Regions from separate parts of the Homo sapiens genome. Here region 2 is linked to region 1. Evidence: chromatin loops called from intact Hi-C (ENCODE). Cell type or tissue: dorsolateral prefrontal cortex. All regions are shown on one strand. Each heading gives the region's core, and the rest is flanking DNA. Links, peaks and the distances in the headings are about the cores only.

The links. Peaks named below come from ENCODE experiments on the same cell type or tissue, not always from the same donor. Only the 100,000 strongest peaks of a DNase experiment are listed, where the experiment ranks them.
Region 2: it touches region 1 in a loop (2.5-fold over the local background); 5 of 110 quality-filtered maps call a loop at or near these places.

Annotation. Positions count from the first base shown.
Region 1 is chr16:3,769,227-3,777,383 of GRCh38, reverse strand. It overlaps CREBBP (CREB binding lysine acetyltransferase), which reads left to right. Exons shown (of 31, transcript NM_004380.3): 12 at 2,691-2,815; 13 at 3,454-3,633; 14 at 6,398-6,814; 15 at 8,031-8,157. Among named protein-coding and RNA genes, the nearest start is that of TRAP1, 56 kb to the right of the region's middle. In dorsolateral prefrontal cortex, for the core only: a CTCF peak has its summit at 4,905; DNase peaks (open chromatin) are centred at 2,783, 3,549 and 4,863; H3K4me3 peaks cover 940 bases; H3K27ac peaks cover 3,591 bases.
Region 2 is chr16:3,852,500-3,862,172 of GRCh38, reverse strand. The region is part of intron 1 of CREBBP (CREB binding lysine acetyltransferase); the gene reads left to right. Among named protein-coding and RNA genes, the nearest start is that of CREBBP, 23 kb to the left of the region's middle. RefSeq lists a silencer at 2,102-2,286. In dorsolateral prefrontal cortex, for the core only: no CTCF peak of the experiment used is centred there; no DNase peak of the experiment used is centred there; H3K27ac peaks cover 4,539 bases.

The DNA.
Region 1 (8,157 bases), core at 158-8,157:
TTATTTATTTATTTATTTCTATTTTATTTTATTTTATTTTTATTTTTTTGAGATGGAGTCTCGCTCTGTCGCCCAGGCTGGAGTGCAGTGGCTCCATCTTGGCTCACTGCAAGCTCCGCCTCCTGGGTTCACACCATTCTCCTGCCTCAGCCTCCTGAGTAGCTGGGACTACAGGCGCCCACCACCACGCGTGGCTAATTTTTTGTATTTTTAATAGAGACGGGGTTTCACCGTGTTAGCCAGGATGGTCTTGATCTCCGTGATCCGTCCACCTCAGCCTCCCAAAGTGCTGGGATTACAGGAGTGAGCCACTGCACCCGGCCTTAGCTTTTTATTTTACTTTATTTTCTTTTCTTTTATTTTTTTGAGACAGAGCCTTACTTTGTTGCCCAGGCTGGAGTGCAGTGGCACGATCTGGGCTCACTGCAAGCTCCGCCTCCCGGGTTCATGCCATTCTCCTGCCTCAGCCTCCATAGTAGCTGAGACTACAGGCACCTGCCACCACGCCCAGCTAATTTTTTGTATCTTTTTTTTTAGTAGAGATGGGGTTTCACCATGTTAGCCAGGATGGTCTCAATCGCGTGAACTTGTGATCTGCCCACCTTGGCCTTCCAAAGTGCTGGGATTACAGGCATGAGCCACTGCACCCGGCCAGCTTTTTATTTTTTTAATGGATGGTGAAGGGGGTGTGGTACGTTACTCTTAGGAAGAGTCCGAGAAAGAAGCACCCTAGATGTGGGGAGGGAGTGCTTCTGAATGCTGAGAAGGAGAAGCATGCAAGACAGTCCTAGACTGCTGAGCACTTGCAGAGGCTGAAATGGGGACGGCACGGGCTGCTCTTGGCCCTAGGGGTTAAGCCCAGCTGGCTGGATGTCAACTTCTGGAGAGAGTGTACACACAGGTCCTGTGCCAGGTTGGGGTGTCAGCAGCTGTCTCAACAACCTTGAAAGGTTCTTAAGTAGAGAGCCTCTGGTTTTTGGTTGGTTGAAGCAGTGATTTTTATTTTGGGGCAGGGAGCATTTGAAAACCCTGTAGCTCTTGACCATTGAGACCCAAGCAGGAGGACATTTTTCCAGGTTGTGAAACAAGGTGGTGACATTATCCAGAAGACTCTAAGGAAAGAGGCTTTGCTCAGGCTTTGATTTTTGAAAGAAATCAAGGAGTCAGGCTGGGCACAGTGGCTCACACCTGTAATCCCAGCACTTTGGGAGGCCGAAGCAGGAGGATCACTTGAGGTCAGGAGTTTGAGACCAGCCTAGCCAACATGGTGAAACCCCCGTCTCTATTAAAAATACAAAATTTAGCCAGGCATGGTGGTGCACACCTGTAATCCCAGCTACGCGGGAGGCTGAGGCAGGAGAATTGCTTGAACCCAGGAGGCGGAGGCTGCAGTGAGTTGAGATCACACCACTGCACTCCAGCCTGGGCAACAAGAGCGAAATCTCATCTCAAAAAAAAAAAAGAAAGAAATCAAGGAGTCAGAGAAATTGAGCCTTGGGAAAGTGGCTGGATGCTGTGTTGGGGATTGGTCCAGGACTTCAGCCTGGATAGGAAGATGCTGCTGGTGTGGGGTATGATGCCCCTGCTGTTTACCAGCAGAATATTGGAATAGATGTTTTCTAGTTATGCACTTAGCAACCTCCCTACCAGCACATCTGGGTAAATACAGATTTCTTTAAGTGCTGTTCCTTAGTAATTGTTTTTCATTTTGTTTAAAAAAATTCTCAAGGAGTGGGGAAGCTTACATTATAGACTCCCTGGAAAGTCTTCCTGGTCTGCATCGGCACTCCGTTATTTGAGGGTACCATTTCTAGGTAGCCATTGAAGGTAGTGCTCCGTGAGTCATCCTTTGAGCCTTCTCATGACTACAGCAGCGCTAAGGCAGCACCTTCCAGAAATTCTCTAAAGGGTTCTGTCAGATTCTAGTGTTGGTCCTAAGACTAATTTGAACTGGTGCTTCTTTAGAACTCAGAGTTTACAGAGTATTATTGGAAATTGGAAGGAACTAGACACCGCAGTCTGGAGACACTTACTGGCTGTGAAGTGTCTTTCAGTGATGTGGTGTTCCTGTAAACTACAGGAGGCTAAGGTTGAGGACGGCTGACCCTTGGGCACTTCTTAATGCTTAAGGTGCTTGCAAAATTAAAAGAACATTTGGAGACTTAGCACAGATTCTAACAATGAATGTAAACCCAGCAAGGAGCTGGGAATCCTCGGATGATGGGCGTCAGCTGCTCCAGAGGCATTAGGTATGGGTGTGCACAGAAGCTTGCCCTGGTCTCTGGAAACATCTCTTCTGTAGCTTGTGAGGGTGCTGTCCTTTCAGGGCACCTCCTCACCCTCTTTGTTGCTATGACACTTTGGTACTGTGCCCTCTGGCTCAGCTCTACCACAGCCTCGTTTAATGTCTCACTTGTTCCTGTCTTACCCAACCTTATGCCTTCATGTCCTCGTCCTTCCCTGGTACCCCTCACCATGCCACCGTCACCACCCCCACATTGATGCCGTTTTCTCTGGATATGGAGAAGTCTGTTCCTTCATCATCTTCATTGATTAATTGGGTGATTTCTTTTCAGTTTTCTGTTGCCTGTGCGTTCCATCTTATTTTACTTAAGAGTTTATTTAGCAAGTTGTAATTCTGTTTTCCTGTGGGTGCTTTTCCTAATGAACCGTTGTGGGTACATTTACAGGGATGAATTCATTTAACCCCATGTCCTTGGGGAACGTCCAGTTGCCACAAGCACCCATGGGACCTCGTGCAGCCTCCCCAATGAACCACTCTGTCCAGATGAACAGCATGGGCTCAGTGCCAGGGGTAAGTGTTCTCTTTCGCTGTGCTGCAGATAGCCCTCCCTCTCACATGGAACATTATCTAAGCAGCAGAATTCATGTCACTTGAGAATCCTGTGGTTCTTGTTCCTTTGAATTTGGGTTATGCTTTATTTCTTTCATCTCTCATTTTAAAAAAATTATTACTACACAGAATTATTTGACTGTTAGTTATTTTATTGGAATAACAAATTCATAGGAATGTGTGGCTTTGTGAGAATGTGGGAGTTCCAAGGCTGGAGAAGGCAGCCTCAGATATGTGGCCAGCAGGGAATTGTCAGCATCTGTTGACTGAGAGCTCGCTGTTCCGAGGCTGCTTTCTAAACACTTTAGAGAACTCATAGGCATGTCTTAAACTTTAAATTATAGCCTGCTATTGATTTCTATTCAGAGGACATTTTGAAGCTGGCTCATTTGAGAGATTGCCTGAGAAAGTGTGTAAGGTGCCCAGGAGCGCGGGAGTTCTTAGCAAGTGGTGGTCTCTTCCCATGAGGAAGGGCAGGATGTGAGCCCTGTGCTTGCCATCCTCTGGGGTTGTGAAGCCTTGGATCATTCTGGCTCACCTTGAAAACTCTGGCCGTCAGCTTCCGAACTACAGCTCTGGTGGTGCTTGTTGTCTCGTAGATGGCCATTTCTCCTTCCCGAATGCCTCAGCCTCCGAACATGATGGGTGCACACACCAACAACATGATGGCCCAGGCGCCCGCTCAGAGCCAGTTTCTGCCACAGAACCAGTTCCCGTCATCCAGCGGGGCGATGAGTGTGGGCATGGGGCAGCCGCCAGCCCAAACAGGCGTGTCACAGGTACTGTGCCCCACTGGGACCGTGGCTCCCTAGGAAATAAAATTCTTGTGTTAAGTTTTGGTTTTTTTTTTCTGTCTTCCTTCGTGGAAATTAAAATTCCAGAATGCACATTTCATGTCTTTGTATCAGCTTCTCTTTGTTTTCTCCACCTTTGTCCTGTAGTCCTTAACTCGTTTGGAATTTCTCTTATCCTTTCTGGGTTAACTATATGCAAAAGTGGGAATGGATTTAGAATTTTTGGTTTGTATGCTTTTGTGTTTTGATCTTTGAGTTTTTGTTTTCTTATTTTTTGTTTGTGTATTTTAAATTCTAACTTTAACGTGACCCTGAGAGGCATTAGGATTTTAAAAAGCGAGTGAGAAGGACCCATGAATTCACTCTTGATGATTTGGCTTTTGTTTCTTTTGACCTGTCTCCACTGCCAGGTGAAATCAAGCTAACAGAATCATTTCAATAGTTCCCTTCTTGTTAAATGTTTTTAATTTCTCAATCTAGAGCTGAAGAAATTGATTTTCCATTTATTCCTTCCTTTTTTCCTCTTTTGTTAGTTGTAGTGCGTATCATTGCTACTGTATACAAAATATACATGTATTTAAAACACACCAAATCCTCCCTAAAAGATAAAATTCTTGTTTTAAGTTTTTTTTTGTTTGTTTGTCTGTTTTAAGACAGGGTCTCGTTTTGTTGCCCAGACTGGAGTGCAGTGGTACAATCTCGGCTCTGCAACCTCCGCCTCCCGGGTTCAAGCGATTCTCCTGCCTAAGCCTGCCAAGTACCTGGGGTTACAGATGCCCGCCACCACACCCAGCTAATTTTTTTTTTTTTTTTTTTTTTTGTATTTTTAGTAGAGACGGGATTTCACCATGTTGGCCAGGCTGATCTCGATCTCCTGACCTCAGGTGATCCACCCACCTCGGCCTCCCAAAGTGCTGGGATTACAGGAGTAAGCTACCGTACCCAGCCTTGTTTTGAGTTTTTAATGTGAAATAATGCTGCATAAGTCATTATTATATATTAGATTTCCTCACTAAATGATTATTCTTAACTTTCCATAACATTTCATTTCTCTAGAACAAGGATTAGCAAACTTCGTGTAAAGGGCCAGATACTAAATATTTTCAGCTTTGCAGGCCATTCAATCTTGGTTTTCATCACTTCTGTTCTTGTAGTGCAGAAGCTGCTGTGGTACATAAATGAGGTGGCTGTGTGCCAATAAAGCTTTATTTACAGAAACAAGCAGCTCAGTGTGTTTGCCCTGGGAGATTGCCAACCCCTGCTCTAGAACAGTGATTCAGAATCATTTTTAAAATGTTCACAAATAATTCTGAAGTGTATCCCCAGTATAGAACCACTGCACTGAAACAGTTCTCTTTCAGTAACTAACGTGTGTGTGTGTGTGTGTGTGTGTGTGTGTGTGTGTGTTTGTGTTTCAGAGAGAATTTTTTTTTTAAATTTTTAATTGTTAAGGGTACTTATGGATGTATATATTTATGGTCAATAACTTTTATTCTTATTTTTATTTATTTATTTTATAGTCCCCAGGGAAGAAGCAACTTAAAAAAAAAATACCTTTTTCTAAGCTAAGCTTAGAAAATGTTAAAGAACATTGGGTACATGTTATAGAACATGAAGCTTATAGGCTGGGTCAATGTACAGTAGCTCCCCCAATCTGTCATTTCACTTTCTGAGGTTTCAGTTACCTGGGGTCAACTGTGGTCCAAAAATATTAAATGGGAAATTCTGGGAATAAACAATTCATAAATTTTAAATTAATTAGCTAGGCATGGTATTGCACGCCTGTAATCCCAGCTACTGAGGAGGCTGAGGCAGGAGAATCACTGGAACCCGGGAGATGGAGGTTGCAGTGAGCCAAGATCATGCCATTGCACTCCAGACTGGGTGACAGAGCGAGACTCTGTCTTTTTTTTTTTAAAAAAAAAAAAAAAAAGTTTTAAATTGAGTGCCATTCCAAGTTGCATGATGAATTCTGTCACCATCCCACTCTGTGCCCCCAGGGATGTGAATCATTTATTTGTCCAGCATTTCCACACTGTAGACACTACCCACCTCTTAGTCACTGAGTGTCCACCTTGGTTGTCAGATCCAAAAATCTTGGTAAATATTGGGTTCAGTACTATCCGCAGTTTCAGGCGTTCCAAGACTGGGGGTCTTGGAATGTATCCGAGTGGATATGAGGGGACTGCTGTAGATGTGTGTGTTTAAGCCATAAGTTTCAATGGTTGTTTTAATTATATAAATCAGACTATAAGAAACGTGTGTAGTTTTACCGTTATTGAGGAGTGCCCATTACAAGTGTATAGCTCGATGAATTTTCACAAGCAGAACACTCCCAAGAAAATGTGATTAAATTCCCATACATTTGGCTGGGCGCGGTGGCTCACGCCTGTAATCCCAGCACTTTGGAAGGCCGAGGCGGGAGGATCACTTGAGGTCAGGAGTTTGAGACCAGCCTGGACAACATGGCAAAACCCGATCTCTACTAAAAACAGAAAAATTAGCTGGGCGTGGTGACGGGCACCTGTAATCCCTGCTACTCGAGAAGCTGAGACAGGAGAATTGCTTGAACCCAGGAGGCGGAGGCTGCAGTGAGCCGAGATCGCACCATTGCATTGCAGCCTGGGCGACAAGAGTGAAACTGTCTCAAAAAAAAAAATTTTTTTTTCATACATTTAATTTTTCAAATGTTTCATCACATTTTCAAACGGGGGAAATAATTTTACCATACTCTGTCCATTTCTGGTAGGGACAGGTGCCTGGTGCTGCTCTTCCTAACCCTCTCAACATGCTGGGGCCTCAGGCCAGCCAGCTACCTTGCCCTCCAGTGACACAGTCACCACTGCACCCAACACCGCCTCCTGCTTCCACGGCTGCTGGCATGCCATCTCTCCAGCACACGACACCACCTGGGATGACTCCTCCCCAGCCAGCAGCTCCCACTCAGCCATCAACTCCTGTGTCGTCTTCCGGGCAGACTCCCACCCCGACTCCTGGCTCAGTGCCCAGTGCTACCCAAACCCAGAGCACCCCTACAGTCCAGGCAGCAGCCCAGGCCCAGGTGACCCCGCAGCCTCAAACCCCAGTTCAGCCCCCGTCTGTGGCTACCCCTCAGTCATCGCAGCAACAGCCGACGCCTGTGCACGCCCAGCCTCCTGGCACACCGGTAAGCCTCTCTGTCTCTGCTGTTTTTGGGCCAAGACTCTTAGAAGATAATTTTCCCATAAAAATTGTGTGTCAGGCCAGGCGCGGTGGTTCACACCTATAATTTCAGCACCTTGGGAGGCCAAGGTGGGAGAATCACTTGAGCCCATGAGTTCAAGACCATCCTGGGCAACATAGTGAGACCTCGTCTCCAGCAAAAAAAAATTTTTTTTAACCAGACAAGCATGGTGGTGTGTGCCTGTAGTCCTGTAGTCCCAGCCACTCAGAAGGCTTAGGTGGGAAGATCACTTGAGCCTAGGAGGTACAGGTTACAGTGAGCCAAGATCACGCCACTGTACTCCAGCCTGGGCAACAGAGCGAGACATTGTCATCTTTTGTTTGTTTACTTAAAACTCCATTGAGGCTGGGCGCGGTGGTTCACGCCTGTAATCCCACTACTTTGGGAGGCTGAGGCAGGCGGATCACCGGAGCTCAGGAGTTCGAGACCAGCCTGGCCAAAGTTGTGAAACCTTGTCTCTACAAAAATATAAAAATTAGCCGGGCATGATGGCTGGTGCCTGTATTCCCAGCTACTCGGGAGGCTGAGGCGGGAGAATCGCTTGAGCCTGGGAGGCAGAAATTGTATCGAGCCGAGATTGCGCCATTGTACTCCAGCCTAGGTGACAGAGTGAGACTCCGTCTCAAAAAAAAAAAAATTCCATTGAGTAAGAATTTGCAAATTAGGAATTCTTTTAGTGGTTCCTTCGTGTAATGTTCATTTACTCCACCAGCACCCGTGTTCCTACCGTTCACACAGGCTGGGTAACACTGTCTTTGGGTAGGCACTTGATTTCCCTCCCTTCAGATGTGCTTAGGCATTCATAATTCAGCCTTTTACCATACACATTAACCACCATATTGAAGGGAATTAATTTCAAAATATGAGATTTCATGATTTAGCTAGAAAACTTCGAGAAAATAAATTTATGTCAAAGTTTGAAAAGCTCTGCTGTTTCCTCTGCCTTTGTGGCAAGACCTGAGTTGTACCTCTGGCTGCTGTTACCTCCCTCTAGAACTCATTCCTACTTTAACCCCTGTTCTTCGGTTTCACAGAAGGGCACCTGCTGGATCAGTATTGAGAAATGTTAATGGGAAATTGTAGGTTGCATGAGCAGCATAGTTGAAGATCATTTATGTTACCTTGCTTACTGAAGTCAGTGCTTTCGGTTTTTTCACAGCTTTCCCAGGCAGCAGCCAGCATTGATAACAGAGTCCCTACCCCCTCCTCGGTGGCCAGCGCAGAAACCAATTCCCAGCAGCCAGGACCTGACGTACCTGTGCTGGAAATGAAGACGGAGACCCAAG
Region 2 (9,673 bases), core at 1,034-9,033, 84 kb before region 1:
ACTTGGCTGTAAAATATGACATACGTGTTAATTTAAGTTTGTGGCTTGGTGTCCATTGGCTGTCTTCCTCAATTAGAGTACAGTCCTCTGGGGAGGCCGACTTCTATTCTATCTCAAACCCAGCCGGTCCTGCACCGAGTGAGGGCCCCTGAGCAGTGACTCGCTTCCTTCTCCTGGGGAGGAGAGGGTGGGGGCTGCCGGCCGAGCTCTCTGGCTCTTCAGCAGATCAGTGATTCTGAGGAGGGGCAAGACTTACTCAAGATAAGATCACTGTTCAGAATGAAGTACAACCTCATTGTTCTGTTCTAATTAGGGATTGGTGTGTCTGCATAAAAGAAGCCTGAATTACGGAAGATTTTAGAAGGAGGTTGCTTTAATTATTTCCTAATAGTCATTGTAAAAAAAAAAAAAAAAGTTAGATGTCTTTTGGGAACTTGTTTAAATGCCTAGATAAAAATTACTTACGATGGCATAAATATTAATAAAACAGCTTTTCTCTTTCTTTTTTTTTTTTTTTTTTGGTATAGAGAGTTGTTCCATTATATTTATTTGCATAATCCCCAAGAACTTTCAAAGCAAAGTAACCTTTAATTCTACTAGAATTGCCACAGATCAGCAGGGATGAGTTTATTAGCAAGTCACTACCATTGATAAGTGGCGGCTGTTGAGCGCCTGCTCTGTACCAACCCTGGAGTGCCAGGTTCTTAAAGGCTTTGGCTGGTTCAGCCCTCATAGGTGCCTTGGGAGATGGGATTGGGACAGTGATAGTAATGACTAATATTTTTTGAGTCCTTACTGCATGCCAAGCTCAGTGCTAAATGCTGTATGGTTTAATTCTTTCATCAACGATCCTGCGAAGCAGGTGCTACTGTCCTTTATTTTATTTTATTTATTTATTTTTTTGGGACAGAGTTTTGCCCTTGTTGCCCAGGCTGGAGTGCAATGGCGCGATCTCGGCTCACTGCAACCTCCCAGTGATTCTCCTGCCTCAGCTTCCCGAGTAGCTGGGGTTATAGGCACCTGCCACCACGCCCAGCTAATTTTTTGTAATTTTCAGTATTTTTAGTAGAGACAGGGTTTCACCATGTTGGCTAGGCTGGTTTCGAACTCCTGACCATAGGTGACCCACCTGTCTGCCTCCCAAAGTGCTGGGATTACAGGCATGAGCCACTGCACCCAGCTGTCCTTCCATTTTAGAGCTAAGGAGGGGTACACAGGGAGGCAGTAGCTGTGGTGACAGCTGTGATCTGAACCAGGGCTTGGTTGAGTACTCTTCTCACTACACCAGACTGCACTTCCTGTGTCCGTAGTGTCTAATTAGTAATAGATCAGTAAACACACCGAGAGCGTAGTGTGGCCTCCAGGTCATTTAACAATAATAATAACAACACTGTGAATCCTTCCACCACTCTCTAGATTCCTCATCTCTAGGAGTGAACTTTTCCAGGATGCTTTGCCCTTGCTGGATCAAGTTTTTTGTATGTAGTTTTTTTCCTTCAAATTTTGTTTTAATTAACAAATAAAAATTGTATGTATTTATCATATACAACATGATGTTTTGAAATATCTATACATTGTGGATTGGCTAAATTGAGCCAATTAACATGTGCATTACCTCTTCCTGTGTCCGTTAACTTAGAAATTAAAAATTCTTTTTGGAGCCACAGTGGCACATGCCAGCAGTCTTGGCTACTTGGGAGGCTGAGGCAGGAGGATTGCTTGAGTCCAGGAGTTTAGGAGTTTGAGGCTACAGTGAGCCATGATCACACTTGTGAATGGCCACTGCACTCCAGCCTGGGCAACACAGACCCCATCTCTTAAAAAAAATTCCTTTTGGAAGTTTTTCGAGGGTAGGTAAATAGGTGAATAAAAATGTTTAGCTTTTGAAAGATTTAATAGAAGCATTTGAGTAGTCAGGGCTATAGTACAAGTCTGAGGATGTAGGGAAAAATCAGGTTTCTCCTATACTCCTTTATTCCTATACTCAGTGTCAACAGTCGACACAGAACACCTCTGGGACCAGATTTGTGGAGATGCCCCCAGCCACACACACACACCGAGTAGGCACTCGGTGCTGCAGCAGACGCCAGCTGACAGGCAGATGGTGTCAGATCCCACGGTTGAGGGCTCAGTCCTCAAGACTGCCCCCGCCCCCCACCATTTGCAAGCCCCAAGTTGTTTTACCTGTGCTTCTGACTGGCTATAAATGGGGTTCCCACAAGCCCCTCCTTGGGTTCAATTAATTTACTAGAGCGGTTGACAGAGCTCAAGGAAACATGTTTACTGGTTTTTTATTGTAAAGGATATTATGAAGGATACCACTGAATATCAGGTGATAGGGCAAGGCGTGTGAGAGGGCCATGTAGCCTTTTTGCCCCGTCCAGGTGTGCCACTCTTCAGGAACCTCCATGTGTTCAGCTATCTGGAAGCTCTCTGAACCCTGTACTTGTGAGTTTTTATGGAGGCTTCATTACATAGGCATGATTGATTAAACCATTGGCCGTTGGTGATCAACTTAAGCTTTAGTATCTCTCCCTTCCCTGGAAATTAAGGATGGGCTGAAAGTCCCAGTCCTCTAATCAGTCATGCCTTGGTCTTCCTGGTGACCAGCTCCTGTCCGAAGCTACCTAGGAGCTGCCAGCCATCAGTCAATTCGTGAGCATACGAAAAGACATTACTGGTTGGGTGTGGTGGCTCACACCTATAATCCCAGCAATTTGTGAGGCCGAGGCGGATGGATCACCTGAGGTTGGGAGTTCTAGACCATTCTGGCCAACATGGTGAAACCCCGTCTCTGCTGAAAATACAAAAAATTAGCCGGGTGTGGTGGTATGCGCCTGTAATCCCAGCTACTTGGGAGGCTGAGGCAGAAGAATTGTTTGAATCCGGGAAGTAGAGGCTGCAGTGAGCCAAGATCGTGCCACTGCACTCTAGCCTAGGCGACAGAGCCAAAAAAAAATAAAAATAAAAAAATAAAAAATAAAAATTCTATTTTGGAGATTCCAAGGATTTTAGGAGTTGTATGCCAGGAGACAGGGTGGAAGACCAAATACATAGTCACAGTATTACAAAAGTAATGCAAAAGACAATCTAAAGAAACCATGAAAAAAAAATCTAAAGAAAGGAGACCTTTTTCACAGGAAATAGGGATGTGAGAGAGAAATTAGGAGTGGGTGAGGAAGAGAAAATATGTGTGGGAGGGAAAGCAGAGAAGTATGAACACATCACAAAACAGCATCTGAACTCTTACATGCTTATTTCTTACACTACTGTTGCTCATCCTACATTATGCCATTTAATCTGTGTATCAATTCTAGGGTTGGGGTTCATTGATGCTGAGTTTGTAGCCAAAGAGTGAAATATACTTGGGTGGTCCCCTAAAAGGTAAAGAGGGCAATAGGAAAAAGTCTTAAAGAGAAAGATGACCCAGTGTAATATTTCTAGAGAATTCGTTATTGTTTCTGTTTTCAGAAAGTAGTAGTAAACATTAAGATTACTGCTTTATATCTTTGACTAGACAAGCAGCTTGTTGATACTGTGTATCCTCTATAATGTGAGCACTCATTCAGCACGTGGGTTTATTGAGTGCCTAGTACATACGAAGCATTTTATGCTAGGCACTGAGTAGATAAGCAAGACAGGATCCCTGCTTTCAGGGAGCTTACAGCCCCACGCACGTTATAACGTGAAATTGTTAGCATAATTTTAACGCATTGTGTCTGTAGGAGCATAAAAGAGTTCTTATTTCCAGGAGAAGGTGTGATAGACCAGTCCTGTCAGTACAAATAATCTGGGGCTCCAAGTGGAATTCAAAGAAGAAAATAAGGTATTATGGAAGAGGAGGCTGTAGAAAACCTGAAGAAAGGTGTGTTTTGTGGATACTTTGGCTGATGGCTTTGAAATTTTTTTCAGATGAGGCTGTTTTCAAATGTTATTGGCTGCACAGATTGATTTAGCCACCCACCTGGTGTTTGATTCTAGTAGTTCATTCCTTGCTTAAGGTGAAATGCTGATTTCTGATCATCATTATTAAGAATGGATCCTGGAACAGATGTAGGTACCATTTGTCTTTCAGTGTTTAGGAGTGATCCCCACCTAACAGTCTGCATGCAGACCACCGGCTTGGGTTTCCTAGTATAGAAGTGAATGTCCTCTGTACCTTGCTTGGTAAACAGTTGCCTTTCCTGAGGCTGGCTGAGTTTGGCTGTAACTTTCTCCTTCCTAAGTCCCTACTATTTTCCTCATTCCTCACTGGGTCTTCCCAGCCTCGTATGAGTGTGATAGAAATGGGGAAATGTGTAGCCTCTCTTTTCTCTCATTTCAGCTTAATGAAAGGGGTAGCCTCCTGGTTGGCAGCCAGGAAGCTGCAAAAGGGAAAATTCCTTTCCCTAGCTATGGAAGTATGACAGGCAGTGTTCGCTATTTGATATCGGCTGGTGAAGTTTCCTTGAGGTGCAAATGCTCTGGGTGCAGGGTGCCCACAGTCTCCTTTTCTTTGCATTCTCCCGGGCCCCCTGGTAACGGTCAGAGAGAAGAGGGCTTACCTGGGACTGGATCGCTGTCAATCGTGAACCTTAGGAACTTCCGATGATACAGATTGCTCTTGCTTAACCCATGTGTTGGGACACTTTGGTGTGTAGAAAGCAAAGCTGTGTTGTGTTGCAATATCCTGGCCTGCCTCCTTCACTCCCCTTTGTCAGTTTTGCTGAACTAGGGAATATGGAAATGTGGTGACAGTGGTAAACAGAAGGGTGATGGTACGACTACGTGTGCGCCCTATCTTGCCTTTTAAAAAGCCACACCTGTATATTTGGTTTTACACATATTCATATGGTGAATTACAGAAGAAGAATTTGTCTAACTCTGCCTTCACCCAAACAGCTGGTATATGTATTTGGACTGAAATAGGATGAAAAAGTGGTCACGGTGGTCAGAGTGTAGCAGACCAGTGAAAAACAAAAACACTAGCCCAGGACATAAGCCCTGCTTACAACTTTGAAACTTGCCTGTGAATTTGATAAGAACTAGAATAAACCATAAATGAAAACTGATAGCTCTGAGAGTGGCAGGATGATGGGTGAAGTTTTTAACTCTGGGGCGTTGGTACCCTTGTTTTACAGGTGAGGGTATGAAGATGCAGAGATGAAGCAGTTTGCCTAAGGATGCAGGATTTCAACTCCTGTGCTCAGCTTCCAGCTGTTCTGTTCCCATTGTTCTACACTGAGGCCAGCCCTGCCCTGGGTTTCACTAAGTACTCTCTGAGTTTATCTGCTCTTCTGTGGCCTGGCCTCCCTCTCCTAGGAAGAGTGCTTAGGGATGTTCAAAATAGCCAGTTAGGTCGCCTTTTGCAGATTTTTCCAAACTTAAATATAAAATATTTGGCCCTTGTTTGCTTCTGGGTTACAGTGCTTGACACGGTCTCTTCATCCTCGCCCTGGACAGAAAGGAAGGAGAGCTGATCTCTAATGGTAATGGCTCCAGTTCCTGGTTTAGATGAAGTTTCATTTTCATGCTCATCAGTTAAGGAACACTGCATTTTTAAAAGTAGTTATTTTGGGCTGCAGTGGCTCATGCCTGTAATCCCAGTGCTTTGGGAGACTGAAGTAGGAGTATTTCTTGAGGCCAGGAGTTTGAGACCAGCCTGGGCAACATAGCAAGACCCCATCTCTACAAAAAAAAATTTTTTTAATTAGCTGGCAAGCCTGGGAAACATGGCGAAACCCTGTCTCTCCAAAACAGTACAAAAATCAGGTGGGTGTTTTGGTGCAGGGCGGAAGCTGCATTGAGCCTGCAACTTCACTGCACTCCAGCCTGGGTGCCGGAGCAAGACCCTGTCAAAATAATTATTTAATTAATTCATTAATTAAAAATAAAATAAAAAATGAGCTGTTTGTGGTGGGGCACACCTGTGGTCCCAGCTATAGGGGGCTGAAGCGGGAGAATTGGTTGAGTCCAGGAGTTTGAGGATACAGTGAGCTGTGATTGTGCCATTGCACAGAGGTGACAGAGCAAGACCCTATCTCTAAAACATAAAATAAAAAATAAAATGTTGTTATTTGGGGGGGTACATATTTTCTTTTTTCCTTTTATTTGTAGTTGACATGTGATTGTATATATTAAGGGGTTACAGAATATTTTGTAACATGCATGCAATGCATAATGAGCAAATCATAGTAATTAGGATATCTACCACCTCAAACGTTTATCATTTGGGTTGGACAAAAATATTTATTAAGGAGTACCGAGTAAATTTGTGTGTGCAGGTGGACAAAGCCTGGAGGGCAACAAACAAAACAGTAGTTATGATAGAGAGGACTTTTTAATACATATTTAATAAATATTGTACAGTTTGTGTCTGGACACCTCAGTGAATCTCCAAATTTAGGATAGCAAAATAGCGTAAAAACTATGGATTGGAACCCTCAGAAGCATGTTGAGACCTATTTCACCAGGTACAGGCCCTGTGCCCTCATGGAACTGTCTGCTGTATCCGGGATCAGATTCCTTTCTCTTCAAAATGACATGCCCTGTAACCATGAGGAGGTACCCCAAATTGAAGGACCTTCTACAATAACAACTGGCCTCTATTCTTCAAAAATGTCAGTTATGGCCGGGTGCAATGGCTCACGCCTGTAATCCTAGCACTTTGGGAGGCTTAGGCGGGCGGATCACCTGAGGTCAGAAGTTCGAAACCAGCCTGGCCAACGTGGCGAAACCCCGTCTCTACTAAAAATACAAACGTTAGCCGGGTGCGGTGGTGCACGCCTGTAATCCCAGCTATTCTGGCTGAGGTTGGAGAATTGCTTGAACCCGGGAGGCAAAGGTTGCAGTGAGCCTGGATCGTGCCACTGCACTCCATCTAGCGTGGGCAACAGAGCAAGACTCTGTCTAATAAACAAATAAGAATAAAATGTCACTTACGAAAGACAAAGGCCAGGGAACCTTTGATCCTTTTTCGATTAAACAAGGTGACAAAGACATGACAATTAAATGCACCATGATCCTGAATTAGATCTTGGATCTTGTAATCTCATGGCTATAGGACATGTCATTTTGAAGAGACAGATGTGTGATAAAGATCATTATTGGGACAACCAGCAAAATTTGAGTAAGGGCAGTATATTCAGTATTGTATCAGTGTTACATTTCCTGAGTTGCACATGCATACTGTGATTATGTAAGAGGATGTTGTTAGGAGATACGTACTGAAGTACTTAGGAGAACAGTGTTATTTCGTCTGCAACTTACTCTCAGTCTCGGTTTTTCTTCAAAAACTGTTACATGCATGTACACACTCCTAAATCACATCTCATTCCTTACAGACAGGTGGGAAGATAACAAGTGTGTGTTAGACGTGGTTTTCTAGACTGACAAGAGGGACTGGTCTGTTCTGCAGGGGCAGCCCAAAGAAAGTCTTCATAGTTGCTGTGTTTAATCTGAGTGGGAACTGAGGTGAGTTTTAGAATGAGAGATTCAAGAAGAAAGATTCCCAATGCCTGTGCCAGCTCTCAGTGTTGTGGCTGGAAAGTAGGGGGCATCTGGTGTTGTCCTGTAAAGGAAGGCCAAGAAGATAGCCTCACGTGCCATGAGAAGGTGTTTGAACTTCTTCCATAGACATGATGGGTCTGTTAGGGTTAGGGTGAGGTTAAACTCCAGCTAAAATGGCTTAAGTGATAGTAAGTGTATTTTCTCACATAACATGAAGTTTGAAGGTGGGGAAGTACTAGGGTTGCATCACTCAGCAGTTCAGAGATGATCTCCCCACCCCAGGTGTTTATGTTTTTGGCTACAGCCATCCTTAGCATGCAAGTGGTGTCTGCTCTCCTGGCTACAGGGTGATTGTCACCTGCCCATGACGAGATCTGGTGAAGAAGAGGAGGGAGATTTCTTTCTGAGCATCCATTGCTGTGAGGAAGGAACACCTTTTCCACAATGGTCCTGGTTCAGTGTACCTTCAGATTCCCTTAGCTGAGATTGTGTCACTTGCAAAGGGGAACGTGATCGTGGTGGTGGGCTTATCTGGTTACTCTCCCTCCTGTGGCCAGGGAACGTTCCTCAGAGGAACCTCCCAGGCAGCCACTTCAGATCATGTGGGTGTTGCCAGCAGCATGGGGCCAGGGGTATTGGGTGAGCAGACATTAGGGTCTGCCACCATGCAGAAAAAAGGTTTTAATTTTCTTTTCTTTTTCGTGTGTGTGTGTGTGTGTGTGTTTGTTTGTTTGTTTGTTTGTTTTTGAGACGGAGTTTCGCTCTTGTTGCCCAGGCTGGAGTGCAATGGCGATATCTCAGTTCACTGCAACTTCCACCTCCCAGGTTCAAGCGACTCTCCTGCCTCAGCCTCTCGAGTAGCTGCAATTACAGGCGCCTGCCACCACGCCCAGCTCATTTTTGTGTTTTTAGTAGAGATAGGGCTTCGCCATATTAGCCAGGCTGGTCTTGAACTCCTGACCTCAGATCGTCTGCCTGCCTTGGCCTCCCAAAGTGCTGGGATTACAGGCATGAGCTACCGTGCCTGGCCGATGTATGGTGTTTTTTGTTTGTTTGTTTTTTTGAGATGGAGTCTCACTCTGTTTCCCAGGCTGTCATCCAGGCTGGAGTGCAGTGGCGCAATCTTGGCTCACTGCAAGCTCTGCCTCCTGGGTTCACGCCATTCTCCTGCCTCAGCCTCCAGAGTAGCTGGGACTACAGGTGCCTGCCACCACACCTGGCTGATTTTTTATATTTTTAGTAGAGACAGGGTTTCACCGTGTTAGCCAGGATGGTCTCAATCTCCTGACCTCGTGATCCGCCTACCTTGGCCTCCCAAAGTGCTGGGATTACAGGCGTGAGCCACCGCACCCGGCCTGATGTTTTAAAGTATTATACAGCCGCTTATTAAACCTCCTGTTATGGATAGCAGTAATAATAATAGACAGTACTTAGCATTTACCACCCATAGGCACTGTTTGTTCTCAGTCGTGTTTTACACTTACTTATTCATTTGGTCCTCACAACAGCGTTATGAGGTGTAGGGGCCATTGTTACCCCTAGTTTCCAGATGAGGAAACTGAGGCAAAGAAAGGCTGAGTAACCTACCAAGGTCACATCACTAATGAATAGGGAGCTGGAGGCAGAGCTGGTGTCCAGTGTGGGCAGCCCCAGTATAGAGTCTGTAACCACTAGGAAAAACTGCCTCTGGGTATTTTTTGTGCTTTTTTTTTTTTTTTGGATGCTACAGATAATACTAAGATGAACATATTTCTACATACTTCTTCCTTGCACATACATGAATAGCCTGGCCGTTGTGGGTTAGAGTGCGTGGGAAATGAGAGGGTAGAGATGACATGTGTAGACCACGCTTCAGAGAAAAGTTACTTTGAAAGGGACCAGAAAAAGGGTTGTTTTAGTTCCCATTTGTTTCCTTATCAGGAAAGACGGATTATTTTGTTTAGTGTTTTATTTCCCTTTGGGGTGAAGACCTGCTTATGTCTTTTGTCCATTTATAGTCGGGAGTCACTGTGCTTCTCATCTTCCTGTATGATTGACATTTACCCCTTTCATATACTACAAATACTTTTAGGCTCTTATTTTTAACTCTTTGTAGTTTCTGTGTATGTCTTTATTATCATTTGCTGCAGCTTCAACACTTTTAAGAAATCACTGATTTCATTTTGCGTTAAAGCTAGTTTACTTC